2 separate regions of the Mus musculus genome follow, and region 2 is linked to region 1. Evidence: chromatin loops called from intact Hi-C (ENCODE). Cell type or tissue: left cerebral cortex. All regions are shown on one strand. Each heading gives the region's core, and the rest is flanking DNA. Links, peaks and the distances in the headings are about the cores only. Region 1 holds the start of Rassf3 (Ras association (RalGDS/AF-6) domain family member 3). Region 2 overlaps Tbc1d30 (TBC1 domain family, member 30).

Region 1 (9,053 bases), core at 528-8,527:
ACATAGACGCAGGCAAAATGTCCATACACATAAAATAATAAAGAAAATAATCAATAAGCAAGAGTGAGTGCGGTCTTTCCAGCGCTGGCCTGTCCGTCCCACAGGCCATCCTCCTTCATGTCACACGGCACCAATGAAATAGTGATCAGTTGGTGTGACCTTTAGGATAAATCTGTGTCATCATTTATCTTCTGTCTTAGCACAGAGTCAGAACCTCACCTGCAGTTGCAGGTACACAGATGTGATTGTGTCACACATGCCTTACAATCATGCTGGCTGATTTCAGGAGTGAAAAAAAATGGACCTCCTTGTTTTATTTGTTTGAGTGTTCATATCATTCTAAAAGATGTTTGTTTTTATCTCATGTGCATAGGTGTCTTGCCTGCATGTATGTCTATATGAGGGTATTAGTTACAGACAGATTTAAGCTGCCATGTGGGTGCTGGGAATCGAACCTGGGTCCTCTGGAAGAACAGTTAGCACTCTTAGCCACTGAGCCATCCCTCTAGACCCCAAGTTCCTGTATCATTTAACTCTACTCTCTGCTCAGTACTGAGTGATTTATAAAGGCAAGTCAAATATCATTATCCCTTTGCTCAAAATCTCTGGTTAAAAACAAAACAAAGCAAAAACCTTTACAGAACAGTGACTTTTCTGTGGTTGTTACATTTTTACCTTTTTTTTTTTTTTCAGTGCTGGGGATTGAACCCAGGGTCTCTTGTACATGCTAAGAAAGTACTCTGCCCACCAAGCTACATCTGTTAGGGATTTTCTGTTACTCTCTGACAAAAGTTCCCAACACTCACCTTCCACTCACACAGTTAGAAAACATTGATGTGCTGGCTGTTGTTTGGATCTGCCGAGCACTCTCCTGCCACAGGACCTTTACACACGCTCTTCATTCTGCCGGAAAAGCATTTCCCAGACACTGTACAGGACTAAGCCCTTAGCCTCCCTCACCTTCTCTACAGAGGATGCATGTATTACTTTGCTCCTCTCTCTGACAAAGCTACTTTGTATACATTTACTTTAAGTATGTTCCCCAATTAACATGGAAAGAAAAGCTATGCAGGCATTTGATGAGAATCTAAGCCAATAGGCTCCTCTATCAGTGGGACATGTGTGGTGATTCACTCCACTCACAAATTCACGTCTGTGTTTGACAATAAGGCCTTTCAAACCTGAGCCTGCCTGAGTCTCTTTTATTTACTCTACCCTTCCCTTTCCTTGGATTTTAAATGATAAGACTGTTTAACTGTTTAGCAAGGCATGTTGAGTTTTTTACAATCTCTAAGTCCCGTTAGTCAAATCTTTTTTTTTTTTTTTTTTTTTTCGAGACAGGGTTTCTCTGTGTAGCCCTGGCTGTCCTGGAACTCACTTTGTAGACCAGGCTGGCCTCGAACTCAGAAATCTGCCTGCCTCTGCCTCCCAAGTGCTGGGATTAAAGGCGCGTGCCACCACGGCCTGGCTCTGTGAGTCAAATCTTAAAACTCAGCTTTTATTTAAAATGATGCTATGTGAAAAATATAGAAATATGGCTTTTACTTTTTGTTCCTAGAAGCAGAGACTTTCCTTAGTCATACTTTGTGTGTGTGTGTGTGTGTGTGTTTGAGATGGAGTCTCTATGTGACCCTGGATGTTCTAGAACTCAGAGATCTGCCTGCCTCTGCTTCTCTGCTGGGATTAAAGGCGTGTGCCACCCCGTGGCAGAACCAGACTTTCTTAGCTTCAGGCCTGTTCAGTAAAACCCCAGGACCCCGTTAATAAAGGTGATCCACCCTGGACTACCCCTCTTCCGAATTATGATTATTTTTTTAAACAAGTGGTTCTCACGAGGCCAATGAGATGGGTCAGTCAGTAAAGTTGCCTGTGGTTCAGGACCAGCCACCCGGGTTCAGGGGCCAGGGCCCGTGTAACTACGTCAGGAGAACTGACAGCACAAAGCTGCCCTCTTCCTTCCACAGGCAAGCCATGGCAGGGGCACCTGCCCACAAACACTAATTTCTAAAAGTTAAAAGGCAGCAAGCCTAAATGATTCTGATGGGGTGCTGACAGCCATAAAATGTAATGTAGACTCTTCCCCTTAAAAATAACATCAGGGGGCTGGCGAGATGGCTCAGTGGTTAAGAGCGCCGACTGCTCTTCCGAAGGTCCGGAGTTCAAATCCCAGCAACCACATGGTGGCTCACAACCATCTGTAACGAAATCTGATGCCCTCTTCTGGAGTGTCTGAAGACAGCTACAGTGTACTTACATATAATAAATAAATAAATCTTTAAAAAAAATATCATGAAAGGGCAGGGCAGTGGTGGTGCACGCCTTTAATGCCAGCACTTGGGAGGCAGAGGCAGGCAGATTTCTGAGTTCGAGGCCAGACTGGTCTACAAAGTGAGCTCCAGGACAGCCAGGAGACCCAAAAGCAAAAGAAAACAAAACAAAAACCAATCCAAACCATGAAAGATCTTTTCTGTTTCTGTGTCTGTGTCTACTCTAGGTGACGCATGGATAATATAATATAAATATAATAATATAATAAAACACGTTTGTTAAATCGTTTACCCCAGGCTGGAGAGATGGCTCAGGTCACAAGGTCCTGAGTTCCCAGCAACCACATGGTGGCTCACAACCATCTACAATGAGATCTGGTACCCTCCTCTAAAGGCATACATGCAGGGAGAACATTATATACATAATAAATCAACAAATCAATAAATCTTTAACCCACCCACTACTCAAACTGGAGTATTTAACTGAAGCCCCTGTTATTTCAATATGGCATTATCTGAATGATGTCACAGTAGGAGTTAAAGAAGACAAATCTTGCATGGAGTGATTGTCCTCTTCTCTTACATTTGGCTCCTAAGTACACAAGGAACCTGTAAAGTAAGGCTTTCCGGCTAAAGGAAGAGTAAAGCCAGACTCTGCTTTCTAGTCATCCATAGTCGAGTGGTGCCTGGGAAGAAGTCTTTCAAGTAAGGGCTTTAAAATAGGCTGTGACTCTAAGGCCCCTCTGGGGGTGAGTTCCCTGGAGTGAAAGGCCAGTTTGCATGCTGAACACGTGAATAAATCTGCAGGAAGGCAGATAAGTCAGCCTTCTTTCTGCCCGAGGGAGGAAGGAACTACACAGGAGCCATTTCTTTCCCTTGTCCCAGACTTCTCTCCGGTCTGGCTTTCCCCCCTTCTCGTTCTCAAGTGACGATTAGGCACTCAGTCCTGATTCCAGGAAGGGTACACAAAAACGCCACAGAAGCAGCGGGTCTCAGCCTGAAGGCGACTGCTACCTTTATGTTTTAGTCACAGCACTGGGGGAGTAGAGGAGAAAAGGGCTTAGCCATAAGCAATGACGAGTTTCTCTTTTAAAAAACTCCTTAAAAAACAAAACAAAAATTCTGCTACGGCCTGCATATCATAGCAGCCTTAAAGCTTCAAACCCTCTTTCCCATCAAGGTCTCTTGCAAGCAAGTTAGTAGGACTCAAGTCAACTCCATCACGCCAAGGGGAAAACGACCCCCCAGGTCACCCTAAGCAAAAAAAAAAAAAAAAAAAAAAAGTCGCATTTTAAAAATTTAGCAGATTCCCGAAGGGAAACCTTGTTTTTTGTTGTGTGGGTGAGAACGGAGTGGTCTAATCTACTTGCTCCCCCATGGGGTGACCATGTAAGGTTGCTTGTGGGAGGCGACATTTCCAAAGTGCATTTAAATTAAAAGTACTGGATTGTTCGGTGATTATGAAATTTGTCCCCCAAATTCTCAACTGCTTTAGCCATCCACATTTGGGACACGCCTTCGCCACAGGGAGGCGGGAAAGCTTTACCACCGAAGTTCAAAAGAACCAGAGAGGATGTTTTCTTTCAAATAAGCACAACCCAGTCGCTCTTACCCCACCCACCTCTGCTAACTTATAACGGTTTGGGAGGGGCCAGCCGCACGCGTGGCTCGACCCCCTCGACCCAGACCGTTTCCACCAAGGCCGAGCCCGAAGGAGAGTGGGAAAAGTTCTCCATTATATTGCCGCCCTCTCCAAAACTTCGGCTCCAGTGACGGGAAATCACTGAGGAGTTTGCAGATTCCGGGAGGTTGGGGAAGCCCTCGGGAGAACTGTTCCAGCAGGGGCGGTGCTCGAACCCACCTTCCTCCAACAGTCCACCGGTGCTAGGACGGAGGGGCGTGGCTGAGGGCCGCGGGCGGGGCCCCACCTGCGCGCGCGGAGCTGGGCAGGACGCAGCAGCGGAGGCCCGTGGGGCGGGGCCTGGGCGGGGCCTTGGTAGCAGGGGCGTGGCGTGTGCTGGGTCCTTGACGGGCTGGGGGCGGGGTCTTGGCTGGGCGGGGTCTGGTTTGAGGTGGGTGGGGCCTTGCCAGGCGTGGGGGGCTGGGTCCAGGAGGGGGCGGGGTCGTGGCGCACCAGAGCCGGGAGGCGCCCGGAGAGGGCGGCTGATCCTGCGGGAGGGGACCAGACGGCGGCTTGAGCGGCGGCTGCAGCTGCAGCAGGACGGCTTGCCGGCGGCTCGGGGCCGCGCGCCGGGAACCTCACGGGGCGGGCGGGCGCCGCACCCCGGCCTGGCCGCCTGCGCCCCGGGGAGGCCCCCTGCGCGCAACCGGACCAGCAGCATGAGCAGCGGCTACAGCAGCCTCGAGGAGGACGAGGACTTTTTCTTCACCGCCAGGACCTCCTTCTTCAGGAGAGCGCCTCCGGGCAAGTCCCGTTCGGGTCAGCCGGTGAGTGGCGTGCTCGGGGGTCTTGGCTCCACGTGTCTGCGCCCGCGCTGGGCGATGCTCGCCCGAGGGCTGCGGGGCTCTGAGAGTGGCCTTTGCCCTTTCGGCGCCTGAAAGGTGCTGGGAGCCTGTGCAGTGGGCGTGGGCCGCCCGAGGCGAAGGAAGGAGGTGGAAGGGCGCGGAGCCAGATGGCCTGGGCCTCTCTGCTTGGGGGACGCCGGCTGCGGGAGCAGCTCCAAAGAGCCGGGAGGTCCCCGGGCCACTCGGGATGGCTCCCCCGACAGCCCTTCGGGGCGACGGCCGGGTCACCGCGCCGTCCTGGCTGCAGTTTGCTTCTAGCTGCAGTTTGCTCGATGGCCCTGAGTGGCTTGAGGGCACGCAATAGCCCAAAGTGACCGAGCAGCCCCGGTGCGGGCAAGCTGCAGGGTAAAGGGACCGGGCGATCGTCGGTGCTCACTAAAGTCTGGGTCTCATCAGGTCCGGTTTGCGGGTCCTGCGGACGTCCTGGGTAGACTTAGCTCCAGAGGGCTGAGCCTTACGCCGATTTCTTCCTTTTTTGGAGGAAGGGTGCCGTGGGAAGCGTGGCTTGGGAAAAGACAGTACGGGAAGTTGTGCCAGTTTCACAGATCGGGACAGGGATTATTATTATTTTTTTTTAGGGGCGTCTTCCAAATGGGGCACTTTGGCCGGACTTGTAAGGTCGGCGCTTAACCGGTGGCCTTCTGGCCCTGGAAGCCGCACCAGGGAGCCTGGCCAGCTCGGCCACGCTCTCGTCAGATATAGGAGCTTTAACGGAACAAACTTGTTGCTCCTAAAAACACCACAGACGCACACCAGAGGTTTCTGTCAACTCTGGAGATGAAAAACAAGAGAAACTAATCGTTCAGAGGCCCAGTGATGGGGATTTTGGTGGAGAGAAATCTCTGCCCAGACTGCCCTTGCCAACCCTTTTAAGTTTAACAGGCCGTTGTTTTCTAAAGTAAAACTCCTTTATCAGATTTGGAAGTTCTAGGCTTTTTGGTCTATTAGATTTCCAAACTAAGAGGAGGAGGAGGGTGAAAGGCTAGGATGAGGTCATTATTGCTAACAACTAGTCCCCTAGTGAAGGGCTAGCTAGGGTGGGTGGTAGCATGCCTTTATCCTCAGACTTCAGGTTGCTCCGTTTACTAGGGTGACCTTTTATTTTCAGTAGAATGTGCTAATGGGGGAATTTGGAAGTCAGAGATTACCCACGACTCCCACTCCCACACTGCCTGGCCTACCTCCTGTGGGGCAGACAAGAAATGGCCTTTTCCCCCTTTCTCATCTAGTTTTTCCCTCATTGGGGTTCTTCACCACTTTACATATTCCCCTCCCGTTTGCCTTGTAAAGAGCTTGAGCCAGTTTGACTTGTATTCCAGAAGTGCCTGGTAATTTCCAGAAAACCAGGGGGTTCTTGAATTCTACCGGTGTGGGAGTCCCCTCCACGGGGGTCCAGCCAGAATGCTGTGGTTGGAAGTCAAGAATCTTGTTCCTGCTTTTTAGTAGTTGAAGCGGCAGCTGGGGATGTAGCTAGTAGCTTGCCTAGTACTTACTGCATAATATGGGGTTGTAGTTCACAGTAGTGTGTCTGTCTGTCTGTCTGCCTGTCTGTGTGCAGGCAGGAAGATCAGCAATTCAAGGTCATTATCCAGACCCCCCCCCCCTTCACACACACACTTTAAGCAGCATTTCTGTGAGGTTTATGTACATTAAGAGAGTCTAGGTTATACGTAACCACTTTGGTAACCGTCCTCTAACTGTGTCTGTATATATCATGCAATATTGTCCATTGAGCACTGACATGACTGTATGACGTGTTGAAAATCAGGGCAGTAACATCCACTTCCTGGGTGGAGCCATTCACTGTCTATTTGAAGCTCTGTGGCCTGTTTTCTGGCATCACACGCGTGTGTTAAAGAAAGGGCTCTTGGTTAGAAGGGTTTCTGAAGCCTGAGTTTGTTTGTTTATTTTTGAGACATGGTCTGTACATAGCCTTGCCTGTCCAGGAACTCATCGTGTGAGCCAGGCTGGCCTCAGTGCATGGAGATCCACCTGCCTTACCTCCTCTGCCCCTGCAGCCACGCCTGTCTGCACCTTGGATTGCAGCAAGCGACTTGTGTTTTATTTAAAGAAGTGAGTGTATCTTAAGTTCCTGATTACATATTTGTGAACGAGGAAGTAACGCTCGCAAAGCCATGCACGCCAACGGTAGAGTGTGTCTTTTGGGTCGGGTCAGATAACACTTCTTCACTTTGATATGATTATAGGGGCAAAAGAAACACTTCTTACACGGGTACTTCTACCTCTTCCCTAGAAGGTGGGGAGAGCCATAAGGATCCATTCTTGCTTGCACAGATCCCCCCCCCCCCGCCCCCCCGCCCGCCTCCCGTAGGCTGTACCACCTGCTGGGAAAGCTAGGAAGGATGGTTTCTGGAACCCTTGCGAATATTCAAAGAAAGCAAGAGGGCTCGGCTGAATACAGGCTGAGGAGAGGGGGTGTGTTTGGAGAGTCAGGGGTAGACATTTTCTTTCTTCTCTTGCCAGGCCAGGAAACATTCAACTTCTCCCCATCTCCAACGATAACAGAAAGAGTCATAAAGAAAATGGTGTCCTTTTCTCCTTTTATTTTGTACCATGTTGGTCTTAAAAAAAAAAAAAAAAAAAAAAGAGGCTTTGAGGGGGTGTTAATGTGCCCCCCCCCCCCCAGCCAATGCTTCACTGTGCAGTTGCTTAGTGAACACTGGTTAGATGATCCCTTTCCTGGTTTGAAGATACTTGGCTCTTCACCGCTCTCAAACGTGTCTTATCTCATGGTTCTCCCAAGAACACTGCTCTTCGGAGAGGAGAGACTGTTGAGCGGCTGTCTAAGGCCCCTACTAGATGCTAGGAAGGCCGGAGCGTGGGTCAGCTGCTTTCTCAGCAGAAGCGTAGCTTAAGATGCTGTGTTCCCTTTAAATATGGACATGTGTATACTAAGGCTTTCTTAGGATTCTGACTCTGCTGCACAGAATATCTTGGCAGTGCTCAGTTCTGGTGTGTGGATTCGCCAGGCTTCAGAGGAGCCGCCTATTCTTAGTTTTATAAGCAGAACCAAAAATGTTCTGTAGTTACTAAAATCAAACTGCCTAGAACATACGCGCAGCCTAAAACTAGTAATACAATCTGCTAATCTTCTATGTGGCCTTTTTTTTTTTTTTTTTTTTTTTGAGACAGTCCCATGTAGCCCAGGCTGGGCTACACAGCTCTCTATGTAAGACCTTGAACCTCTTGATCCTCCCACCTCCCCCTAAGTTCAGGGAGTCATGCCCAGTTTCCTGGGATGCTGGGGATCAAACCCCAGGGCTTGGTGCTCATGGGACAAGCATTCCACTGCTTGCACTGAGTTTCCTCCCGGCTCATGCCTTCCCTCCCAGCTGAGGGGATAGATAACCTTTGTGTATGGTGCTTTGCCTGCTACATGTATGTCTGCACGATGTATATATAGTACCTTGGAGGTCAGAACCTTGGGTTCCCTGGGACTGGAGTTCCAGATGGCTATGAGCTGCCGTGTGGGTGCTAGGAACCACACTTTTGTCTTCTGCAAGAGCAGCCAGTGGTCTTAACCAGTGAGCCATCTCTCCAGCCCCTGCTCTCCCTTTATTAGTGTTTCTTCTGGAAGTTTTGGAGGTCGTTCACTTGGGCAAAAAGTGGCTCCCAATATCAGCAGTATTTTAGCTATATCAATTTTAATCCTATATAACTGAGTACAAGTATTTCCACCAGCAGTACTTTTTTTTTTTAATATTATTTTATTTTATGTGTATGGTGTTTTGTTTGCAAGTGTCTGTATACGCCATCCTTGCCTGATGCCTGCAGAGACCAGGAGTTGCCAGAGCAGCCTGGAACTGGAGTTAAGAGGTAGTTGTGAACTGCCATGTGGGTGTTGGGGATTGAACCCTGGTCCTCTGGAAGAGCAGCTGGTGCTGTTAACAGCTGAGACAGCCCCCACCAGCATTTTTGCCTGGCAGAAGCCGTTTACAGTGCACATCTCCCCGACATGACTGTTCTTACAGTCTTAATCCACTGAGCATTTGTGATTGTGTCAGCAAGATGCACAAAGGCATATTTCTCTCACTGAATCTCAAAGGGAAATCAGTCCCCAGCCTTCTGCAACCTCGAATGAGCGGTATGCGCGGCTGTGTTTCCTCTCCTGGCAAACATGCAAGATTTACAATGATTTGAGTGCAGTGACAAAAAAAAAAAAAAAAAAAGGACTAAAAATATCCAATGATGTAGTTCTTCTCTTTAGCCTTCCTTGGGCAGCCAGTGCCTGTCATCCTG
Region 2 (9,053 bases), core at 731-8,730, 170 kb after region 1:
AATCATGCCCTGGGTATTTATCATTCGTGCCAGGTAACGTTCTACGTTCTGGGTGCGAGGGATGCAGCTGTGGAAACCACAGTGGGTGGAATAAGGGTGGAATATTTTGTCCTCGTTGAACTTACGGTGAATCAAATATAGTGTGTCACCCAGCGATAAGTGCTGGGGCTAACAGACGTAAAGCGGAGAGTGTGGGAGAATAAGGGGTCAGGAGGCGGAGTTTTATATGGATGTTGAGTAGGGCCCTAAAGGAAGTTGGTCACTTATGAAGCTGCCTGGGGTGAGAGCATCTGGACCAAGTTCTCAGGAACGTAGGAGACAAAGGTGGGAGGTGCCTAGAGGCAGTGGGAAGCAGGGGGCGGGGCGTCTAGCTACAGCTAGATGAGTGAGTGGCTGGGCCCCTCCCAGGCTGTAGAAGCAGAAGGGCTCTTCTGTGTCAGTGTGAGAGAGGAAGTACTGGGAAGTTCAGAGCAGTCTTGTCAGATGGGTTACTCCATCTGCTGGTGAGCCTCTGAGATGTGAGGGTACAGCCAGGAGGCACATAGACTATCATAAGTCAGGCAAGAAACAGGCCGGGGTGGTGGTAACTGGCCTTTTGCGTTTTGAAGCCTGAGCTTAGATGAAGGGTCGGATGACTATAAGATATAAACGGGATGTCAAGATTTTGGCTCAAGTTCTGGAAAGGTAGAGCTGTCGTTAGTGTAGGTGGGAGGAACAGGTGTGTGTATGTCTGTGTGTATAACCGGAATATGTGTGTGTGTGTGTGTGTGTGTGAGAGAGAGAGAGAGAGAGAGAGAGAGAGAGAGAGAATATGAATGAATGAATGAATGAATGAATGAATGATGAATATGAATCTGTTGGGATGCCCCATTCATCTCTAACACAAAGGTATCTGGTGGGCATTTGGGCAGGACTCTGATGCTTGGAAGTCTGCTTAGGGATATTAATCAATGCTGTTCCTGCCAAAATATGTCCAAGTACTGAAATTTAAAAAGAACTCTAAAGTTATTAATTTATAAACCTAATCATAATGTTGGAATTTGAACACCGAGTGTTTCTCAAGTGAATATTAACACGGAATTATGAAATTCATTGTTCAGAATTAGATTTTCTTGGTCAGGTAAGGGAATTAAAATACTCAGCGACTCTGGGTATTTACCTGTCAGGATTGTGTGTATGGAGGGGGTGTGTAGGGGGAGTTTTAAGGCAGAGGTCTTCATGGGAAAAAACGGTTCGTGTGTGGCCAAGCAGCTGTTGCCCAAGCAGAGAATGATTTAGAATTAAGCAAAACAAGGTCATAGAATTATACAGACTATTGAATTACCCGAAGTAAAAGAAAAATAAAACCTGGTTATTTTCTTCTCTAATGATCAGATTGTTATTTGGCATATAGTAGAACTCAACAAATATTTATTGCAAGAAAGAACAAAAAGCCCCAGAGGGTTCACTTTACTCCAGTAAACTAGACTTGTATGCCCGAGCTAGCCCCGGCCTCCGAACAGTTCCCAGCTAGCTCTTCCGGGATGCAGTCCAAGCTTACTAATGAAAGTGGCGATTCTGCTTCTCCAGTCTTCTCTACTTGTGCAACCCTTTAGGTTTGGTTGACCTTGGCGGATCATTATCTGCACAGTATAGCCATCGACTGGGACAAAACCATGCGTTTCACTTTCAATGAGAGAAGCAACCCGGATGACGACTCCATGGGAATTCAAATCGTCAAGGTAACGATGCTGAGCTCAGCTTCCCGTTCTAATGCAGGAAGAAGGACGCTAAGAGCCAAGCATTCCCTATGCAGAGGATCACATGACCTCTGCGCGGAGTCTGAGCATCTCCTTACGACCTCACTCCATCAATCCTTAGCGTTTGTACGGAGAACTTGACCGTATCCTGTCTTCATAAATTTAAATGTTGCCAGTAAGAGGAGAACATGAGCGAGCTCCCATACATATCCAATTTATTTAGTTTGGTCACACGATAGGAGGAATTCCTTTTTATTTTCTCTGGTACGGGTCAGGGATACCAATTGTACTTTTACATGAAAGTCATCGGACTGAGAGATTCAAAGGTGAATATATTTCATATTAGCAACATTTGGCTCTTATTAGAGTTTTTGCTAGTCTCACTGTTAATTTATAGTAGGTGTGTTGGCTGATGGATCTGTGCTTAGTGTTCTAGTCCGCTATGGGGGCAGCTCTGATTGCACACCTGCATTGCGGCAGTTGATAAGAGCTTGGTGCTAAGAGCCAAGATGCTGGTTTCTTGTGGTACCAGAATAATCCTTGTCCATAAGGCTCAGGCACGTGGGCTTTGACTTTGTGAGTGTTCCACAGTGGAATGCTAAGCTGGGATTTGAAAAGGAAGGCTGTCTCATCTACATTTTGGCCACCACAAGATGGCTAATGTGCTGGCACATTTAAATCCATTTAAAAAAAAAAAGGAAGAACAAACTAAAATGAGCTACTTTCTGCTCTAAGTTGGTTTGTTTCAAATGAACATTTTTTAAAAATCTCTGCACGGCACGTTGCGTGCTTTGCATTGTCTGCATTTCAATGTTTTATTTGGAATTTCAGCATAGGTTTCATAGAGACAAAATTCCATACTTGAAATATTCCCTTTCTGTTTAACTTACGAATTAAGGCTGTCCGTGCACTTTAAACAGGTTATGCTATTTAATGTATATGGTGTCTCATTAGCATGTGTGTCTGTGACATTTCTGGTACCTACAGAAGCCAGGTGAGGGCAACGGATCCTTTGGAACTTGAGCTACAGTCAGTTATGAGCTACCATCTGGATGCTGGGATTTGAACCCATGGCTTCTGGAAGAGCATCCAGTACTCTTATCTACCCAGCCATCCCTCCAGCCCTGTTTTGTTTTTGTTTTTGTTTTTTGTTTTTTGTTTTTTTTGAGACTTGTTTGGCTTGGAACTCACTATGTACACCAGGCTGGCCTTGGACTCACAGAAATCCCCCTGCCTCTCCTCCTGAGTGTGCTGGGGTCAGAGGAGGTTCCCACCGTGACCAGCTTAGGCAACACACATTTTATAATCATGCTACTAAAAGGATCTTTTTCAGTGAAGCGAGTGCTAATCAGTGAAACTGTCTCTCCTGAAAACCATAGCTTCATCTTAGTAATTCAATTATAGATATTAGCTCCATGTTATTACAGAGCAGCAGGTGTTATTACCTACACTGTAGAAATGTATAGACTAATTGGCAAAGGCTGATTTCTCTGTGTAATACTTGATAACTTTGCTGTTTTAATTTTAGTCTTTAGTATTAGGGCTTTAGCAGCTAAATCTTATACCATATTTTGTTCAAAGGATTAATCTTAGCACCTCTCATATGTTGAAACAAATATATATATATATATATATATATATATATATATATATGACTAATATACATCTTTAAAAAGGCTCTCAATTTACATGAAATTTTAATGGAGTTTTTTTTTTTTAACTGAGTAACCTTTTGTGTTGCTCAGGAAGCATTCTAAGGAACATTTGACTGACTAAACTCACTCTTGCGATTCTTTCTCAGACTGCATAGTTGAAAACAGTAGGAAAACAAAAAATTTAAGAGCGTTTTGGCTCATGTATATACGTTGCTTATAAATTAAAAGCAAAAAAGGTGAATATCTATGCTCATAGAGGTAAAGGTGAAATGAAGAAAAAAAAATTCAGGTATTTTTCCCTGAGGGAGTGTTAGGTTTGTTAGTCAGCTTTCAATCATGTGACCAGGCAGTGGAGAATACCTGAGATGGTCAACTCACAAGATATTTGGCTCACTGGTCAGGAAGGTCTGCTGATCCGTTGCTTTACGTCTGAGGCGGGGGAGCCATCATGGTGGGAAGTGTGTAGAGCCAAGCTCTTTGCTCCTTGAAGGCCAGGACTTGTTCCAACCACGGCAGGAGGTATTTAAGAACTGTTCCCCTCCCTTCTTAGGATCTGCATCGCACGGGCTGTAGTTCCTACTGTGGCCAGGAGGCAGAGCAAGACAGGGTGGTACTAAAGCGGGTGCTATTGGCTTACGCCCGGTGGAACAAGAACGTCGGGTACTGCCAAGGCTTCAACATCCTGGCTGCCCTCATTCTGGAAGTGATGGAGGGCAACGAGGGGGACGCGCTGAAGGTGAGTGTCAGGTTCAGACCAGGGCAACAGCAATGCTGACATTGGGGTATGACTCTTTCCTGCCTTGCCCCTTGCGATCGTTTGTAATTACCTGTGGTAGGATTCTCCCCAAGTTAAAGCCATGTGAGGTGACAGACTGCCGTAGCTGCCAACTATGAACGTTTTCACTTCCATAAGACACTTTAAAAGCAAGCATTGATTATGTCAATTCTCTCTCTCTCTTTCTCTCTTGTATATTTCTTCATAGTTTCTTTCCGTCAGACATTTGGGCATGGCTGAGCCAGCTCAGGTGCACACCACTTTGGCATTCATGATGGTGGCCGCTGTGATCTTATTTGAAGGCCCAAATGGCAGGAGTGTTTGTCCAGCGGCGTGTTTATGTGGTTGTTGGCAAGAACTTCCTCACACACTGTTGAAATGAAGGGTCTCCGGGGTTCGGTGGTTGGCTGAAGGCCTTTCAGTTCCTTGCCATGTAAATGTCCCCCATCTCAGACAGGTGACTGACATCCCTAAGAGCAAGGCCGAGGAGATGACAGATGTACAGCCAAACGTCCCCTGTGGTGGCTGTTGTTTTTCCATATCCATGGTCACCAGGTCAGTTTATATCCCAGGGGAAGGACTTACATAAGGACTACCAGGCCAGGGATGTTGCTCAGGCAGCAGAATGCTCACCTGACCTTCACAAGGTTCAGTTCCCAGCGCTGCACAGACCAGGTGCGCTAGTGTATTTCTGCAGCTTGACTACTTGGGAGGCAGAGGCACGAGCATCAGGTTGAGTTCAAGACCATACTCAGTACATAACGAATTCAAGGCCAGCCCAAGCTACTTGAGACCCTGTCGATAGAGAGGAGAGTGGCAGAGAGATTGAGACAGAGACAGATAGACAAACAGAACACACACACACACACACACACACACACACACACACACGACACGGGGATCCTATTAGCAGCGACCTGCCTAACTTGATTGCTTTACTTGTTTGTATTTGGGGCAGGGTGTATAGGATGTAAGTAGATGCGTCTATGGGAGGTGTCTGCATACAGAAATAAACGTGTCTTTGAATCTTTGATGTCTACGACCTGTTTTAGTTGAAAGCAATTCTGAAAGCACTGGTGGTGTAAGGTTAGAGGTCTGAAGGTGGGCGGGTAAGTCACCACAGAGTGTCTTAGTCATTGTTCTATTGCTATGAAGAGACTTTATGACCAAGGCTTGGAAAAGACTGCATGTAATTGGGGGCTTGCTTATAGTTTCAGAGGATGGCTCTGTGACCATCATGGCAGGGAGCATGGTGGCAGGGAGGCATTAGGCTGGAGCAGTAGCTGAGAGCTCACATCCTGATCTGCAGGCAGGAGGGAGAAAGAACCAGAGGGAAGGAGGGAGGGAGGGAGGAAGGAGAGGAAGGAGAGGGAGGGAGGGAGGGAGGGAGGGAAGGAGGGAGGGAGGAGAGGGAGGAGGGAAGGAGACAGAGACACTGACTGACTGGGCCTGGCCTAAACTTTTGAAATCTTACAGCTTACTGCTAGTGACACACCTCCTCTAGCAAGGCCAAGTTTCCTAATTCTTCCTAAACAGCCCACCAACTAGGAATGAAACCCTCAAATATATGAGCCTACGGGGGCCATTTGCGTTCAAACCATCACAGGATATATGCATATGTTGGGGGAGGGGTACCGTTGCCTCATATACTCAGGGCAGTGTGAGTCTCCGTCTCATGGCTGAACCTCCACACTGATGTTGACTGCAGGATTTGTGCCGTTTGAGATCTAATCTCTGTACCCAAGCCTCCACCTCCTTGACTGTGGGGAATATCTCAGTGATATGGAAAAATAAACAAACGTTCCTCCCGGTTGTAGACGTATCACGGTAGACTTAATTATAAACCCAGCCCGAACGCACTCACCGTCTCTCTTTCTCTGTTTATGTATAGAAGGCAATGACGATGAAGCTCCTGGCTCATCTAAAAGGCAGCAGGGACGCAGTGCATGGCTTTGGGATGCTTTAGATTAAGGAGCAATTTTAGCTGGGCATGGGAGGTAGAGACAGGAGGATGCCTGTGAGTTTGAAGCGAACCCGGTCAAAGTAAAAAAAAAAATAAAAGAGAACTATTTTATGTATTCCGTCCACTGCCTTTAGTGTTTTTCCTCAGATGTAATTTGCATGTCTAAAATAGGGAGTGTTCTGTTGCAAAGCTGGAGTACGTGGTGGTTCTGTTTGGAGGTGGGATGGAGAGGCTTAGGGGGAGGGGTGTGTGCAGGCCGATCAGGTCTCAGATGGGCTCAGTGATGCCTGAGAAATTAACTCGTAAAAAGGATGAACTGGAGTTTAGCGGTGGTGGTACCTAACCTAAGTACTAAGTCATGGAGGCAGGAAGATCAGGAGTTTTTGTTTTTTTGTTTAATGATTTTTTTTTAAATCTTTATTTTATGTGCATTGGTGCTTTGCCTGCAGGTGTGTCTCTGTGAGTGTGTCAGATCCCCTGGAACTGGAGTTGTGGGCTGCCATGTGGGTGCTGGGAATTGAACCCAGGTCCTCTGGAAGAGCAGCCAGTATCCTCAATCACTGAGCCATCTCTCCAGCCAGAGGATCTGGAGTTTAAGGACAGCCTTGGCTGCATAACAAGTTCAAGGTCTGATCCTGCTTTAAAAGAAAACCCAAACCAATACTAAACAAAAGGAAGAAAGAAAGAAAGAAAAAATAAAAGAGTCCAGAGCGTGCCGTGAGATGCCATGGTAGTCTGTGGTTGGTGCATGAGGACGGGTAGACCTTGGCGGACATCTCACATGCAGAGGGAGGCGAGGTTCACGAGGGGACCTGCCTGATACCCAGGAGACTATTGCAGGTCTGCTTTTCCAGTTGCCATTTTAGCCACTGGGAGCTAAAACAACAGATACGAGCAAGCCGCTTTCCCTCTTCCTCAGCCCTTGCCACACGTTTCCTTTGTAGCTGTTTTGTTTAGAAATATTGGTTAAAAATCAGACACACTCCTATTTCTTCTTCCTCTTCCTCATCTTAATTTGCAACGTAAGACATGACGCCTGGAATTTTGGATTGAGTGAGGGCGGGCTGCCTGACACTTGGAATTATGGGTAGAGTGAGGGAAGGCTGACCTGATGTTAGAATTTGAGATGACTTTAGACCGACAGTTTTATTGTGTTATAGAATTACAAGCATAACTGGGGGCATAGGGACACTCAGCAGGTAAAAATGGTTCAGATCTCCAGAAATCACATAAAAGACAGGTGACTGAGATGGCCTGTGTGTCATCCTGCCTAATGGAGGTGCAGCATCCCTGTCATCCTGCCTCTTAGAGGCAGCATCAGGCAATCCCTAAGCAAACAAGCTAGCTAGCCAGACTAGCTCTGGGCTCAGCAAGAGATCCTGCCTCGGTAAGTGACGGGCATCTGGTGTCAGCCTTGGTCCTTTCTATATACACACCACTTCCATAGGACCCCCAGCCTGCCTGCACACGCGCAGAAAAGAATTACAGCATGACTGAGAAACATTTCTTTAGCAGTTTTAAAGAAGACACAATTTAATAGAACTGTGCTCGCCTGGGCTGCAGCTCAATGGCAAGGTCGATTGCCTAGAGTATGGGGTAGCCCAGGTGGTTATGAGTGCATCTCCAGGCCTGCCTTGTGTGGGTGTTTTATGACAGACCAGCTCTTGGGATTTTCATATCACCTAGTATAGGGGTTTGGCCCCCAATGCCATAGATAAATAAATGTGTTTTCTCAGGTACTATATAACATAGGTAAGAAGTATCACGATGTACATATTATCACTTTTTTGTAAAAAGGTTTATTTATTATATGTAAGTACACTGTAGTTGTCTTCAGGCAGATGATTGTGAGCCACCACGTGGTTGCTGGGATTTGAACTCGGGACCTTCGGCAGAGCCCCCACATTATGACTTTTTGTCTTTACTGTTTTCTATCACCTTTTCCTGACCCATGCCCACCAGAGCCTTCTGCACCCTCACCTCCCCCAGGGACTGCGTGGATTCCCTTTTTCCCTGTGGCTGAGCTGCCGCTCAGGAGATATGTTTACGTGGTGAATCCTGTCCCGATGAAACAAAGCTGTGGCTCCTTGGGCCTGCTTGTCCTGTATGGAAGGCTGCCAGGGGGGTTTTCGGCAGCCGGCCCTTACAGAACTAGGACCCGAGAAGGAGAAATTGCAAACCATTAAGTGGGGGAAAAAATGGGCCCTTGGCGGGCCTAACTTCCTTTTTGAAAATGAAGTTTTGTGGAATCCTTTGAGGCGGGGACTTTTCCACTAGCGTACAGAGCTAGCTGTGGTTTTAGTCTTTGTTTATCTGGTGCGCTGGAGAGTGAGCTAGACTGTCAGGCAGTAGGGGGCGGGGCATCACCCAGCATTCAAGCTGCCTGCGAAAGGCTATGCACAGAACTGACCTGTGCTCTGTTGGGTCATTTGAGTGGCTTTTGACACGTTAGAAAGGCAACGCGAGCACGGCAGTCAGAAGAAAGTGGTAATTTGAGGAAGCCATGTGACAGAAGCGCCGATTTAAAAAGGCACCAAGTGTGCAAACAAAGCCTAGTTTATGTTCTCCAAAGCCGGCGTGGGCCACGCTGATAGCCCAAGTGGCCATGAGTACCGGGGCCTGCCTCAGCGTGGGCGTTTTATGACGGGCCAGCTCTCGGGATTTTCATATCCAGGTTGTAAAACCGCTGACATCAGGAGTGAGGATGGAGGGTCCTGCTGAATGCGGGGGAACCTGTGCCTTCTCATCTCTCCGCGAAGCTGAGGGTTGCATAATTGCAATTACATATGGGGTGAACTCAGGTCTGGCAGCCCTTTTAGAAACCTCGCAGCATAGCTGACTTTGGGTTACTTAGATAATTATGCCGCCTTCTCATTGCAGGAGGGTGAGGGGTGGGGGTGGTGTAGGTGAGTCCCGAATTG

What was found. A loop is a pair of places that touch in the nucleus more often than their neighbours do. Peaks named below come from ENCODE experiments on the same cell type or tissue, not always from the same donor. Only the 100,000 strongest peaks of a DNase experiment are listed, where the experiment ranks them.
Region 2: a loop joins it to region 1, with 1.8 times the contacts of the local background. A loop is called at or near these places in 2 of 42 quality-filtered maps.

The regions. Positions count from the first base shown.
Region 1 is chr10:121,471,665-121,480,717 of GRCm38, reverse strand. Rassf3 (Ras association (RalGDS/AF-6) domain family member 3) reads left to right here and starts at 4,468. Exons shown (of 5, transcript NM_138956.3): 1 at 4,468-4,715. The coding sequence starts at 4,608. In left cerebral cortex, for the core only: a CTCF peak has its summit at 3,775; DNase peaks (open chromatin) are centred at 6,936, 7,008, 7,766, 8,205 and 6 more places; H3K4me3 peaks cover 3,475 bases; H3K27ac peaks cover 3,962 bases.
Region 2 is chr10:121,297,014-121,306,066 of GRCm38, reverse strand. Tbc1d30 (TBC1 domain family, member 30) reads left to right here. Exons shown (of 13, transcript NM_001361015.1): 5 at 1,596-1,721; 6 at 3,945-4,130. Among named protein-coding and RNA genes, the nearest start is that of Tbc1d30, 50 kb to the left of the region's middle. In left cerebral cortex, for the core only: CTCF peaks have their summits at 3,991 and 8,460 (motif pointing right); DNase peaks (open chromatin) are centred at 2,314, 3,976, 6,205, 8,215 and 1 more place; H3K4me3 peaks cover 373 bases; H3K27ac peaks cover 2,042 bases.